Regions from separate parts of the Mus musculus genome. Here region 2 is linked to region 1. The links are chromatin loops, found by intact Hi-C in ENCODE. Cell type or tissue: left cerebral cortex. All regions are shown on one strand.

Region 1 (8,000 bases):
CAAAACAAACAAAACAAACAGAAATCCAAACAAACAAACACAAAACTACCAGGACAAACTAATGTGCGCAACTCATACCAACCTGCCTCTTCGCTCTCTAGTACTGGCTCTTCTAGGTCCTCCCCACACCCCACCCCACCCCCAACCCAAATCAAAACCTGTGGCACCAGTGTTTGCCAAAGGTCCTGTCTGCCCACCCTCTTGGGGCGGCAGTGGTTGTTGGGCTCTGGTTCTTGAAGAAGGAGCTTCGCGGAGAGACTTGCTAGTCTGCTTGCCTCTGCTCTCCTCCCAGCGCGCTCACCCTGAGCTCCTTTGTAGTCCACGCCTGCCAAGTGCAATCCAGCCGGAGAGAGGCCTTGCCTTTAGGTTTCATCTCCAGATCCCTCCTCCCCTTCTGAAAAGGCAACTTTCAGCTTAGATGTCTGGTTTTTGCACATCAGACTGGAAGTATGCACAAACAGATCAATATTTTTGGGCTTTATAGGTCATCTGCCATGGTGAACGCGGAAAGGGGGGGGGGAGGCGGGGGCGGAAACAGTTAAAGGTTGTGAGCTTGTATTGATATAGTGCACAAGTCTGAGCTGAAATACCAGTGCGTGGTGCTGAAGTTAATTCGAATATTCAATAACAACTAAGGAGTATTGAACCCAGTGGGGGAGAGCAGTTACACACCACTTCTCTGCGAATCTTCCCAAGAAGCTATACACACAGGAAGGAGACACCCGACAGAGCAAGCTAGATACAGTAGGGCACAGGAGCAAGCTACTACAGTCACCAAATGAAAACTAAAACAACTCAATTCCTTTTCAGAATTGATAAGAAAGGTGGTGGGATATTTTTATTATTAAACAATCCCTACTTGATTTATTTCGTCAAATTCGGTGTCTCCCTTCTGGCTTTGTCTTAAGCCAGGAGAGAGAAAGCAATATCAAGATAATAGCTCAGCTGGGCAAGTGTGGCTCAGCTGAGTGTGTGGGCTACAAACCTTCAGGCCAAGAGGCTCGCTCCCTCTTTCTGTCTTTCTTTTTGTCCTTCTACCTTCTCTCTCTCTTCCCCTCCCTCTCCTCCTCCCTCCCTCCCTCCTTTTTCCTCTCTTCCTTCTTTCCCTCTTTTCGTCTAGATTGTGAATTTGATAGATAAAAAAGAAGAGAAAATGGAAACTCAGAAGACCCCCCCTCCCGCCCCCCTTGCCGAGAGCAACGGCATGCATGCTGCGGCTGGCTGCTGGCTGCCGCAAGCTCTTTGAGCGCAGAGCCTAGAGAGGCTCATTCTGGTGCTTTCTCGCTTTAAGACTTCCAGAATGCCAGTAGGGCCAGGCGCTCTGCTCGCTCGGATTTCTGCCCAAGTAACCCACCGTTTGGGTTTAGAATAAATACCCCCAAAGAAAAAAGGCCCCCAATTAAGCTGAGTATGGGCTAACCATCTCGCATCCAAAAACTGGGCCTGGAGGTTTTCATAGAGGGAGTTCTAGGTCCAGACCACCTAATAACCCGTGAGTGGGAGAATACGGGTATTGAGTAGGTCTGGAATTGTACACGAAACATTATTTCCTAATTAATTAAAGTAATTCTCTATCTCTATTTATATTCATATACATGCTATTGATTACACGCCTCTATTTGCTTGAAAAAGTGCTCAGAGTATCTTTGGAGCACACTGCTCTTTCTTTGTCCCCTTGAACATTTACAGCTGATCTTGCGGCTGGTTGAGATCAATTAGCACTGGATTTTGCCCTGGGATTGCTCCCCAGGGCGGAAAAATGGAGCCAACTGTTCTCCAGAGACTTTATTCGCCCCTCTGTATCCGCCAGGACTCCGTAGGCAGTTCAAAATCCCAAGCCTTGGTTTCACTTGATTTTGTTGTTGTTGTTATTGATAAATATTGGGTCATACACAAGCCACTTGTCAGAGCCTTTGGCTCCATCTCACAGCGGCAGCTCCTAGCGGGGCGTTTGAGTCTTGTCCTAGAAGCTGAAAAAATTTCCTGGGACGAGAACTGCACATTCTCTGATCCTTCAGTTCCGGAGATATCCCTATAGGATCATAGCCCTGCCTGTCTGCTGTCAGGTTCATTCCTCGATTTGTTCCAATATATGGACACTGAGTAGATGGGTGTGTTCTACCCATTTAAAAAATTGTGATTGGGAGGGGTGTTGGTAAGTTGATGCTGGTCCTATAGCTCCCTGCAAAGCCCCCCTCAAAGCTCAAACAGATAGTCATTGTAATTGTGGGGAGGTGAGGATGAGCCGGCAGGTAAGGCACTTGAGGGTTGTGTAATTGGAGTGTTGTATACAGTTTATCTTTCAGCTGTGCTGTGTATATTTCTCCCCCTTGATACATACTGCATATGAACAGAACCCATGGTCGGCTTGTCTTGGCATGTTTGAAGCCCTAGACACCTAACAGTATCATTACAGGAAAGAGACAAAGCCCCAAAGACTCCATCCAGGCAGGGAGGTGACTGCCTTTGGGGCGAATGGGGAGTTTCCTTGGCACTGAACTTGTCAGGGGAGCAGAGCCACTGCTGGACTCCCCTGACTTCAGGGCTTTCCGATGCTGAACTAGTGTTTGTGTGTGTGTGTGTGTGTGTGTGTGTGTGTGTGTGTGTGTGTGTGTGTGTTGTAACCAACTGATTTCCGACATTTCAAAGAGATTCTTTCTATTTCTCAGCATTACGGAAATGTACGTTGCTGGAAAAGCAGTAAAAACAAGCATAGAACTGCAATTTTCAAGAAAATAGGATCTCCAAATATAAAAATAAAAAAGTAGCAGATAAGATGTATAATTCAATCAAATTACACAAAATTGCTTGAGAATCCAGAACAGTAGCGATCCATTATGCCTCTGTTTTATTAGTGACAAGTACAATTACTCTAAAATAAAGAACACTGGTGAATATATAATTGGCTGTAATCATGTTAGTGTTTGAATAAAAATGACGGGAACATTTAACACTTTGACAACAAAATGTTCAGAAATAACTTATTTATTCAAACAGTTTTTTATTTTCCACCAAGCGAAGGAGAAACACAGTTTGCTTAGGAAAATCAATGACTTTTCCCTGCAATAAATAAATACCCCAAAGGGGAAAAACAGCCCCACACCTCTATATTATTACTACTATTATTTTTAACCACCAAGAAGCTTAATCCTATTTGAAGTCAACATTTCACATAGCGGTTGTTTGGTACTAAAGTCCGCCACCTAGAGGAACAACTGTATAATGCAATGCCAACCCCTTTACCCCCGCGGTGACCCGGAGAATCAGTTAATATTCTTTGCAAATTGCTGTCCAAACTAACTCCCTCACTCCACCCCCTCATATCCCCTTCCGCCCTGAAACATCGTCACAATATTTTCTTAGTAATTGTTATGCGCGGTTGACAAAAACCGGAGACTTTCTCCGTTAGTGTAGATCTCCCGGGAAAGTGCCAGGGAGTGCACCGGGGAAGCGGGTCAGGATTTGGAAGGTGCTGGAGAGGCAATTCTCTTTTACCTGGGGTTCATTTAGAGCAGCCCGATTTCAGGTCCCTTAAAGGAACAGTTTAAGAGAGAATCATCTTAGTCTGGCTCCCTCTGGTTTTGCGCAGAGAAAGAAACCAGTTCCCGCCCCCTGCTCCGCCGGCATACAAAATCTGGGCCCCTGCTTTTTATCTAATTAGTCCTGTAAGTTTTATCGACCCAGGTAGGCTACTGGGAATACCCATAATGCAGATTTTGTTTGGTTGTGTCCCTGGAGCCAGACCCACGCAAGAGAAAAATCTAGATTTTTGCACAGTCCTGTATTGTCAAGAAACGCATGCGGTTTGCGGGAGAATTTGGAGCTCCGCTCGGCAGGACTTTTCGCTTTTAAGTCTTGTTGGATCGCTTGGATCCAATGGGGAGATGGGGAGAACCACCCTACCTTCCCACTCACTTTAATTTAAGCTTTGGGCAGGGATACTCTAAAGGAGGCTAGGGCGGCTGGAAGAAGAATTTCCTAATGTGCGCTACATTCCCTTAGCGGACATTGCTGCCACCGCCGCAGCCTCTATGGTGATCCAGGCCAGACATTCAGCCTTCCCCATCTCACTTCAAAGTTTTATCTGCCCGAAGTTGCCTATAAAAATGTTTAAGCTAGCAGGACGAGAAAGGAGCAGAATGATTGAATTCTTTTTAAAAAATAAGTGTAGCTAGTACCCGAACTTCCGATGAGTTTTATCTCTTCGGTTCCCCTGGTTTCTTCCTTCCCTCTCTTCCTATTTTTTCTTAGATGTCTCACCTTTCCTTCCCTTTTCCTCTCTCTCTCTCTCTCTTTTCTAGTCTATGTCTACCAACTTTTCTCCAAGAATAAGATGAAGAGAGCGGAGGTGATGCCGAGACAGACCCTTTCCCCCCACTTTCCTGCCTCCTAGTCTCAGATGCTCCACGCGGGATTTGGACGCCCTCTGAGGGTTCTTCCTCTTCTTCTGACTCAATAGCAGTTCAATTAGGAACCATTAAACTATTTTCCTGGTGTATGTCTAAATTATTTTAAGGTAGTTAAATATGTATTTTAAAAATCACAAACACTAGATGGCTGTCCGGTGGCCTAAGGCCTGAGGGTTCTAAGCCCACTCCACCACTCTACCGCAAGGCCCTAAGAACTCAAATCCTCAGATTTTTTTTCCTTTTTTGGTTTATGCAAAGCTAGCTCTTCCACTCTTCACTCCGAGGTCTATCATCCCTCTCCTGCATTATATTAACAGCGTGCTAGCCTTCCTCTACGTGGGTAGGCTGCTAATGGGAACCACTTAATGCAACTGAAATGCTCATCTGTGGAGATTTTCCCAAGCAATGTTGGCTTTTTTTTCTTTTCTTTTCTTGTTTTCTTTTCAAGGCATGGTCACCACTCCCTCACTTCTCCTCTTTTCTTAATATGGGGTCTGGAAAGGGGGTACAACAACTTTTAGTGAGTGGGATGCTCCCTCCCCTTTCTGCTGCTTTTCAGTTATCCCCGGGGATAAACTGGACAGCTTTGCTTCTCTCTAAAGAGTAGGACTATCCTAAGTCTAGCTAAAGCTCTTGGTTGCCTCTAGCAGCAAATCCTAGTCCATCTATTCTCCAGTGCCACCTTTCCTTCCCCCGGGAAGTTTGTCCGGGGAAGTCAGGATGGCTCTCACTGAGACTCTATAGTGTTCTTCAGTGCAGTCCTCTGAAGAAAATGCCACAAGAAATTGCCACAGAGATGCTCTGTGCTTTGCATGGTCTCATGTGTAGGGTATGTTTCTTTAGTTGGAAGAACTTTTTAGGGTCTACTTTTGGGGGCTTGTTGGTATCCCTTGCCAAGAAGGGATGCACCCCCCCACCCCCCAAGAGAGTGATCATCTTATAAAGCTTTATACACTTTCATATAATTCTGGCCAAAAAGTCATGATTCATCGATCCAGTTTCCTAGGAGAAGATCATCAGCAAAAAGCCAAGTTAAATCAGATGTGTAATAAATGTTATACAGTGGGTTTAGTGATGGTTTGTGATTCACAGATGAAGTGTTCCTGCCACCTAAAAGTTGGTGACATGCAGACTCAAGATCTTCTGGCATTACCATTCTTCCTCTTAGGAAGTTACTTCACCTTTGTAGTGTTTTTTTCTTTAACAAAACATTACTGTAGTTGTTAATATACAAAGTGCCAAATATCTTCTGTTTGTACAAACTCCCAAGAAATGACACCCCAAATCATTTCCAAACCCTATGTTTTTTTTTTAAAAAAAGGTTGGAAGTGAAATTTCATTCAAATAGCAGCAGTGCCATCTAGTGACCATAGGGATGAGTATTGATGAAAGTAAGAGTGTTGGCTGTTTTTAAGATTCCTGAGGCACAGTGGGCTTTTCTAATACAGTGTGATTGTCTTACCAGGAGAACTCTATAATATCAAATTTTACACCATGAACACAGATAAATTAAACTATGTTTTTCCATGTCAGGTTTTCCTCCAAGGTAGCTTTGCTGTATTACATTGATTTTACAAATTATCAGCAAGAATTGATAATGAGAGTTATAAACATATACATAATTAAAATAGAAACAAATAGACATTTTGGTATTTCTTCTGAGGCATTGGTTACTCACTTAAGACTGCTCTTTAGTTAGTATCAGGAACACACTAAATTTTCTATCTTTTTTTTTTTTTTAAATAACCACATCTGTGCTTTCTCTATGTCACCATTGCTCAAAATGTTTTGAAATTCAAAGTAACAGAATTCATATGCTTGAACGGACTCCACTTTTTCTTTTTGTAGAGAAGATTATAAATGGACTTTGTGGGCACAGGTGCAGTCTTAGCAATGACAGACTAGAGAGTCCAAGAATTTTCAGAATAAAACCACTTTAGCATTTGCTTGGCATTTAATATGTTGGACTGAGGTAGTAGAAGAATTCATCTCATTCCTGTGACTTTGTATGCTGGCCATATGTATAGGTGTGGTTTGTGCACGTAGTTGCTAAAGTGTGTTTTTAGTTTCCTATCAGCAAGGCAGCTGAGGGCCCTTGGAATACAAGGACCCATGCTTTAGGGTTAGTTTTGTTGACTGCACTTTACTTTTGCTTATAGTTCCCTTGATTTTCCTGTGCAATGTGCCTGCAAGCTAGCACAGGAACTAAACTGATAGTCTGACATATGATAACTGGAATGCTGGTCAGCATCTGGTTGAGCTTGAGCTAGCCACGATGCTTTTCCTGACCTTTGTTTTTTTATACACAAAATGAAAAGGATGAACCTTTTTTTATGAACCTTTTTTTATGATTTCATACAGCTCAGAAGGCCTATGAATCTGCAAAGCATGAACTCTCATCGCAAGATACTGTTACTTGCAACCACTCTTTCCCTGAGAAGGGGACATGGAGATTCAGTATCAGTTCTGAATTGATCTAACAGGCAGTTCACCAGTAATAAAAATTGTTAAGCTCTTCTTTTTCCCCTAGTATTTCATCATATTCTTCTTTTCTCATTTTTGCTTTTGTTTTTAACAGAAAACAAAACAACAAAACCAAAAAACTTTTACTTTTTTCAGTCAGCCTTTCACTAACTCATTGGCATGCACTCCGCTCTGTTTTGCTGTCCATCCAGAAAAATCATGTGAGGACGTGATTAGACTGAACACAAAGCCATAATGCTGAGGCAGCTGTATTTGAGGTCTAACATGTTCTCATATCCTTACTGTAATTATAAATTAAGATTAATAATTTTAGGTACCAGATCCAAAGTAGTCTGGCTGCAAACAGCCTACATCTCTCCTGGCTTCTGTGGTACTTTGAGAATATTCCTTCAGCAGCTGATAGTAAGATTTTCCCAGCTTCCATACAACTAGGAATGTTATTGCACAGATTTAACAAGGAAAGGAGTGTTTATAGAAGGCACACAACACTCAGAATGTACATATTCTCAGCCTCATGCAGGCTGCATACACACACACACACAGACAGACAGACACACACAGAGACACACACACAGACACACAAACATAGACCCCCACCACCACACACACACACGGAGTATAATTTCCATCTGCCAAGAGTTAATAGAAGGTATAGGGTTCATTTTGAGGCAAATTTGGAGTCTTTCAAAGGTTTCGTTCTCAGGTGCCATTCTGTTCTCTCAATATCTTTCTGTTCCTCTAAACCTTGGAATGGCAATTAAGATACTATGTCACTGTGCTTGTGCAATGTGAGGGTCTCTTAGTCCAAATTCCTGGGATATGAAGTATTTCAGATTTTTTGGAATATTTATGTAGACATTGATGGTTGAAGTTCTCTTATCTGAAAAGCCTTAAATATCAAATTCTCTCATATCCAAAAACCTATAAAATGGCATCTAGACATTTATAAAGTTTGGATTTAAGAGCATTTCAGATTTAGAATGTTCAGTTTACAGGTGCTTAGACTATATAAGATTACCAAGGCATGTTTTCTCCTGTGAACTTTCTAAGAATATTCACCAAGAGAATGAACATATTACATGAGGCCATTCAGTTTGAAAGACACAG
Region 2 (8,000 bases), 1.7 Mb before region 1:
GCCATGCCCTTGACATGCCTTTATTTAGGTCACTAGCCTCAGGCTTGTTTCTCCAGCCCTCCCAACAGTTTCACAAGGTACTACCTACGATTATGCATCTATTTCTTGCTTAACACAGTGGAGGGGCCTCTATTAATTATAGTCAAATGGCTCAACTATTATAAGCCATACATAAAAATACAAATGTTAAAAGTATGTTTTGGAAAAGTGAGAATTTGTTTTTCTCTGCTTTTTGTTTTTGCTTTTGTTTTTGGAGGGAGTGTGGGGGGTGATTATTAACCTAGTTGAGCTAAATATGACCAGCAACCTAAAATTCATTTGAATTATATGCAAACATCCTGCTCCCCCCCAAATCTTTCCTTATTCCTTTATGTAAACCCTCCTTGTATTATAATGGAGGTGCAAGTCAAACACGATATTTTCATGGAAAGATTTTGGGTTCTGTGCTGGTTAATCTTTGTTCACTTGATACAAACTAGAGAACCTGGGAAGAGGGAACCTAGCTAAGAAAATGCCTCCTTTACAGTCCCCTGGGGGTGTGTCTGTGGGGGTATTTTCTGGATTTATGGTTGATCTGGGAAGATTCAAGTCACCATGAGTCAGTGTGATTGTCACACTCCTGCCAAGGAGTCCTGTTGTTTGTAAGGAACCATACTGAATAAGCCATGTAGAGCAGTCCAGTAAGCACTGTTCTCTTGTGGTCTCTGCCTCAGCTCCTGCCTCAAGGTTCCCGCTTAAAGCCCTTGCTCCGACTCTGTCGGAGATGGAGTGTAATTTGGGAGGTGTAAGATGAAATGAACCCTCTCTTCCCCTGTGTGCTTTGGTCCTGGTGTTCATCACAGGAGTAGAAGGCACATTAGAGCAAGCTCTCAAAGGCCAGTAATTTGGTAAGCAACGAGGAACTTGGAATGAAGAATATGAATATATATGGAGCTAGAGAGATGGTTTAGCAGTAAAGAGCTCAGTCATTCTGTTCTGTGAGACCTGAGTTCAGTTCTCAGCACCCATGTCAGGTGGCTCACAACTTCTTATAACTCCAGATCCAAGGGGTCTGATGTCTCTGCAAATGAGGTCACCTCCCCACACACACCTTACACACACACACACACACACACACACACACACACACACACACACACCCCTTACATACACATACACTCAAATTCAAAATTCAAAATAAATCTTTAAAAGAAGAACATGATGAATGTATACAGCATCAATGGCAACATAAAAGTGAATATAAATGGTGATGAACTTCCACATTCCATAGCTGTGTTCAGATCATATCAGATGTGAGTAGACACATGGGAGAGTCTTCCTATCACATTTTTTTTAAAAAGAGGAGGGAATGATAAATCGAATTAAATGTAGATATAATGTGATGGTGTTATTGATTTATTAAGCTGAATCAGAGAGTTCAGTGTGGCCATACCAGACACAGCAGAATGCTAGGGTAAGGTACTGTCTGACAAAGAAAGGTGGCCTGGAAACATGACAGGCCCGTTGCCAAGTGTATCCGAATCAATCAGATTCAAGGCCAGCTCCAGAGAAAGGCCTACTATGGGCACTGGCCCTTGGGGAGTTGCCTGAAGAAGTCTGAACTTCTGCTTAATTGTTTCGGAGAAAAGTGTACAAGCCAGCTAGTCTTCCAGTTCAGCGTTCTATCCTCACTCAGATAGCTGTAGATAAAGATTTGAGGACAGTGTCTGATGCAGATCAAATATTATGACTTAACAGATTAACCAATGAACAAGCAAACAAATGAGCTAAGGAATTGAAGAGGAAATGCAACAGAATAAGGAATGGAAAAAAGTTATAAACGACAAAGAACGGTATATTGTAATCTCGTTTGAAAGAAAAAAATAAAACCAGAAAGGATACTTATTCTTAAAGACCAGGAAAGAAACACTCATATTAATTAAGAAAAAGAAATATTTAAAAAATTAAGAATCGAAAGGACAAAATTGAAAGCATATCCTAGAAAATAGAATAAGACCAGGAAATGAAAAAGCAAAGATAAACGAAACAAAACTGAAGATTAAGTTTAAGATGTCCACATACATATAAATTCAAAAGGGAAAACAGAAAATGGTAGTTTAGCCATTGCAAAAGACAAAATTTCTCCAAATGGAAGGATGTGCATTTTAAGATTGAAAATTGCCACGAAGTGTCCTGAAAACTAAAACCAAACCAAACAAAACCACAGCCACCCTAAAACAGAACTCTCATGGTAACACCTTGAAAGCCCAGAGCATTAAGAGTCAGGCTCCTCAATGCTTTTGAGGAGACAAACAATATCACTGAAGACTCAAAAGGCAGCCCACTGTGGACCTTTAAGGGCAAGGGACCACTGTTAAACTAAAATCTCTGGAAAAATATTATTTCAACTTAGAATTACTCACCATATTAACAAATGAATACAAACCGAATTGATATTTCCTGTTTGGTACATAAATGTTCAGAAACCGGCTTTCTGAATACCTTCCCAGAAAAGTGCTGCCACCGCAGAGGGAAACAGAGATGTGTGAGAGATGGAGGAAGCAAGCTCCAGCTGGGTAGAGCACCAATGTGTACACCTTGGAGAGTCAAGATCAAATCTCAGAGAGAAGCCTGAGAGGAAGACAACAAGCAAACAAAGACGGACATACTCCCTCGGTGTGAGACAGCTTGGCTAAGGAACTATTTATATTTATTTAAAAGAGCCTGGACAGAGCCAAAGAAAGAGATGCAGAGAAGGCCGTGAGCAAGCAAATATAAGAAATATATGATTAATTCAAGAGCATCACCCCAGAATTAAACCTAGGGCCTCATGCTTTCTAAGCAAGTGCTTTTGTGTAGACCTGTATACTCAGAAAAGATCTGGACTTTCTTCAAGTGTGTGCGTGTGCATGTGTGTGTGTGTGTGTGTGTGTGTGCGTGCACTCGCAAAGGAGTGCAGGTGCCCTTGGAGGCCAGAGGCATCAGATCCCCTGGCACTGGACACAAGAAGTTGTGAGCTGCTTGTTGATAAGGGTGCTGAAAACTGAGCTCTGGTCCTCTGGAAGCACACTAAGGGTTCTTAACCATTGAGTCATCTCTCCAGCCCCAAAGGTCCAGCTTTAATAGAAACATGCTGAAGACCATCATGGCTGAAGACAACACAATTCTGCCAGAGGCTTGTTCTACATAAAGCCAGAAGGAAGCTTGCCACAAATTCCTTGAGTATAAAGCCACCTGCCTGGCCTTTGTAGTTGCTGGTAGTCCAGCTAGTTGTTTTAGTCACCGGCCTATTGCTGTTAAGGAACACCATAACCGAGGCAACTCTTATAACAAGAAAGCACTTAATTGTGGGCTTGCCTATAGTTTGAGGAGGTTAGTCGTTATCCTGTCAGGAGCCTGTCAGGAACATGGTAGCATGCATGGTGCTGTAGCTGTAGTTATATTCTGATCCATAGGCGACAGGGGGGTACATATATATAGATAGAAAGGATAGAGATAGTGGGCCTGGCATGGGCTTTGAAACTTCAAGGCCCACCCCCAGTGACACACCTATTCCAACAAGACCACACCTCCCATTCCTTCTAATCCTTTCAAATAGTTCCACTCCTTGGTACCTTAGCATTGAACTATATGAGTGTATGGGGTGGGGGGTGCATTCTAATGCAAACCACCACATTAGGTGTTTCTGTGTCTGCGATCAACTAAAAGTCTGCTTTCAGCCCATGAGAAGACAAATGTGTGATGAGCGACTGTACCGATCATGTACAAAGTGACTGCGCCGTGCTGGAGCCCTCACTGCGTGCCTTGCCTTATCTCTGTTGATTCTTAGCTGCTTTCAGTTTGGCTGTACAATTGGGTGAAACTGAGATTTAAAGAGCCAACACAACTTTCCCAGAGTAGCAGGCCTTCGATGAGAACGCAGGCAGTGCAGGTCAGAATTCTGCTCCAGGGTGTCACTCTTCCGTTCAGTACACACCTCGTAACGTGCCGCAAGGGAACGGACAAAATCAATAAGAAAAGCAGACTCTTCTGATGGATGAAGAGGTTGAACCGAAGCCAGGGAAGGCTTAGGAGGGAAAGGGAACAGCCCTGCTGACCCACTCACAAGAACCAAGAATTGATGTGGTTTTGTAAACAACTGTTTTAGTGACTGGTCAAAGTCCCTTCTCTACCCGAAGACCAGAACAAGCCACCGCAATGACTCTTTTTTTCCAGAGACTCAGTTTTCACTCTTTTCTTATCTTTTAAACACCATTTTTCCTTCTTATGCCTTTTAATTACTAGGCTTCCTAGTACTCAGACCTAGATTGTCTTGTCTAAACTTTCTTTCAGTGACTATTTGCCTCCTGGGAGTCCTGGCAACCAGGCAAAGAGACCCCAATCTGGGAGCCAAAGAAGGCCTAGTTTTCCCTCCCATCCCCAGCCTCATTAAATATGGTGCAGTTTCTACCAAGAGTGTTGGGGGCGGAGGCTGTGTGGGCAAGACACAGCTTCCAAATGTTCTTGTAAATATTCATAAAAACACGTCAGTGTTGCTAAACCCACGGTAAACCATAACCACCCATCCCTGTACACCCTGCATCCTTTTGCTGTTAATCCTTTTGTCCGCCTTGAATTCCTTCCCACAATTGCTTCTCCCTCCATCTTGTGTTTTTGAATTGCTGCCAGCCACCTTAGCCTTTCAGGCAGCCCGCGGTACCCTTTTCAAAGCAGCGGGCCTTGCTGCCAGCTAGGATGCGAACGATACACGCTGTCCCAGCGATGTTGTGTTTTCTCATCTTGGTTCCTTGCTCATGGGGAACACGGCAATTATTCTACCCAGGACCTGATGGGGATTTCGGAGCGACCTGGCACATCTGAAACATTTTTCTGACTCACTGAGTTGGCATCTCTTGCTAGATCAGCATTGGCCCAGTTCCACACAGCCTGTCACCAGCAGTGGGTGTTGTTGTAAGCACTAGTTTTGATTGTGGCAAGATGGGCTCTGTGACTCTCCTCTTGTTCTGTTGAGTTCAGAAAAGGCATCTGCTCTCCATTCACATTGCATTTGACAAGAGTCCAAAACCTAAATGAATGTTGCTAATAAAGAACTGTAAGGAAAAAACATGTTGAGAACCACTGAGTGTATTCAACACATATCAAGTGTTGGAGCAGGGAGGGGGTAGGCTGGAGTGAGGCACTGGCTTGGGATCGGCGACTGGAGGGGTGGGAACTCTGGCCTCAGGGGCTAGCTCTGTCGGTGCACTGTGCCTCAGTTTGCCTTCTTTAAGTTGAACATGCTTGTGAGGTGTTTTCTGAAACAGACTGCTGGCGACCTGGAATCTGTTTACCTCGGCTGTGGGTCAACGGAGCCTGAGTTCTGTGGTAGTATTGATTAACTACTCAATGGCTGCCAAGGGTGACTTCAGCTCTGTACTTAAGCTTCACTGCTCATTCTCATCAAAGTCTTTGATCTGGGCAACTGGCTTGTCCACTGCCTTTTGTGTAGCACGTATAAACACAGCCCAAACCCATCTTCCCTTACTTTCTCAGACATAGCTCTTACATTACAAAGTCCACCCTGGGCACTGCTTTCCAGAGCAAGCAGCGGGCATCCTGAGAGGGTTTGCTTCTAAATAGGAGTGGTTGAGAGTTTGGAAAAAAATATTAGAATGTGAAACTATATTAAAATCACTGTCATCGAAGTCCTCATTTGGAATATGAATTATCTCGAAAACATACATACATATACCAAGGTGGTTGAATGAGAAAACTTTTAAGAGAGTATCTTAAGTCTTTAAACCGTAACATTATTATTATAGGTAAAATTCTTTCAGGTAAAGTGTAACTAACTTTTAATAAGTGTGATCATTTTAAACAGTACTAACACAACCACACTGTCACAATATTAATGTTACCGTGCTTTTGGCAATTAAGATACAAGGCATATGCTTTTTTCTTTAGAGGCTAATACCACATAAATAAATATTATTAAGTATTTTAAGGGCTTTATCCACAGAAAATTCTTACACTCTTAGTTTTTACAGGAGAGTGTCTATCAATTAAGACAAATTACTTTTATCCCATGGCCTTAATATCATAGCTAGTCCAGATTAAGAAAGACTGGAAAGTGAATAAAAATTGAATGAACCCAATATTTATTCTTGGTAGACTTCTCTGTGGTGGACAAAGCCTATCTCGTTCTCAAGAAAAACCTGGGTTAAGAATTCAGATTTTAATTTGTCAAACAAACATCTGCTCTATTGTATTGATGGGGCGTAGACTAGAATGACATGCTATTATTTGAGGTAAGTTGAAGGCCACCCTTTATGAAAATAAAGACATCAAGGATTTAGCCACGCAAAACTTTATCAGAGCATGTAAGGTTGGTAATGTTTGCAAAGTTTGGAACAGTCTTCAAGTCCCTCTAGAGCTGGACAGCTTAAGGAGGGTAAGAATGTGTGTGGTGGCATCCATGCTAATTTCCAGGTAAAGGTGTGGATACGTGACAGAATGGACAATCTGGGACCCTTAGGGCTACAAGTCTGGAAAGGGGGGTGGGGTGGCATTAGTTACTTTTCTTATCCCTGACCAAACACCTTATAGAGGCAACTTAAGGGAGGAAGGGTTTATTCTCCACCATGGATAGCATGGTGGAGAGAGCATGGTGGGTAGACACATTGGAGTGACTCAGTTCCTTCTGGTATTTGCTGTTGCAGTAATTTCCAACCCCAATAATCCCGAATAAAAACCACACAATCTAGTTATATTTATAAGCGATAAGCCTAGGTTGGGCAGAACTAGCACTATACTAACTTATTTCCCAGCTATGAGACCCTTTGTTACAGAGTTTCTCCTGGCCATGTGGTTCTGTACCATCTTCGTTTCCTCCTTCCTCTCCCCTCCCTCCCTCCTCTGTCCTCTCTCCTTCCCTTCTCATATTTCTCTCTCTCTCTCTCTCTCTCTCTCTCTCTCTCTCTCTCTCTGCTCCCACTCTCAAAGACCTCCTGTCCCACCTTTCACCTCTGCTGCCTAATCACAGGCTCTAGCCATTATTGACCAGTAAATGGGGAGAAGGTTCACATGGGATCACCTGAGTACGTGATCCACTGTTCATCCGGAGGCTGTCCCTCCCTCTTGAGGAAGCAGAATTAACGTCAGAAATCAAACAGCATCAGGACAACCCACAACAATTTGCTTTCAGCATGCTGTCAAAATCACCTATATCCTGCCAGATCTGAAAACAAACTGGGATCAGAAGTGGACATCACCCTCAACGCCCACCCCTCACAACTCACTTCTGCTCTCGAGGCCATCGCTCCGAAGTCTCCTCACAACAGTGCCATCAATTGGAGGTCTAATGTTCAAACACACCAGCCTGTGAGGTTCATTCTATACTCACACAGACAGGTAAATGGTATATGACGGTCAATCAATAAGGATGAGAAGTGAGCAATCGCCAGTGTGGTCAAATTTTAGGTTACTGTTTATTGAGAATTTGTTTGTATTTGTACTTGTGTCCTACATAAAGATGAAACAATGTGTTTAGTGATAGAACAAAAACAAAATCCCCAAACAGTGTTTTATATAAGAGGATAATTGCTATTAAATGGAAGTATTCAGTTACTGAGTGACACTTTTGGGGATCTTGTTCAACCCTAAATCCTCACCTAACCTATATCAATGTCACAGTCCAATTGTCACCTTTACTTTTTGTCCCCTTTACTGCTCAATCCCTTCTGGTGTTTGCTGTCGGACATCAAAACCTCTTTCGAGTCTTTTTGCTGAATTCCAAGATAATATTTGCTCCTTATTTCTTAGGAAGATCTAACACTCTTTTTTCCCTAATTCATTCTTTTTTAAAAAAAAAAATTTAGTTTTTATTCTTTATATCCACTATATTTCAGCTTACCTACACTTCTCCTAATCTCCTCTCCTTACCTCCCATCTCCTGTAGATTCATTCCTTCTGTGTTTTCCTTAAAAAAAAAAAAAAAAGAGCAGGCTTCCCAGGCATATACCAGACACAGCATAACAAGTTAC

What was found. Hi-C counts contacts between places; a loop is a spot of excess contacts. Peaks named below come from ENCODE experiments on the same cell type or tissue, not always from the same donor. Only the 100,000 strongest peaks of a DNase experiment are listed, where the experiment ranks them.
Region 2: a loop joins it to region 1, with 3 times the contacts of the local background. A loop is called at or near these places in 2 of 42 quality-filtered maps.

The regions. Positions count from the first base shown.
Region 1 is chr12:49,370,115-49,378,114 of GRCm38, reverse strand. The region is part of intron 1 of Gm34304 (predicted gene, 34304); the gene reads left to right. Among named protein-coding and RNA genes, the nearest start is that of Gm34304, 7.7 kb to the left of the region's middle. In left cerebral cortex, CTCF peaks have their summits at 1,947, 3,220 (motif pointing left) and 5,772 (motif pointing left); no DNase peak of the experiment used is centred here; H3K4me3 peaks cover 4,138 bases; H3K27ac peaks cover 5,342 bases.
Region 2 is chr12:51,115,019-51,123,018 of GRCm38, reverse strand. No RefSeq gene overlaps it. Among named protein-coding and RNA genes, the nearest start is that of Gm34745, 38 kb to the left of the region's middle. In left cerebral cortex, no CTCF peak of the experiment used is centred here; DNase peaks (open chromatin) are centred at 3,933, 4,539 and 4,812; H3K27ac peaks cover 1,871 bases.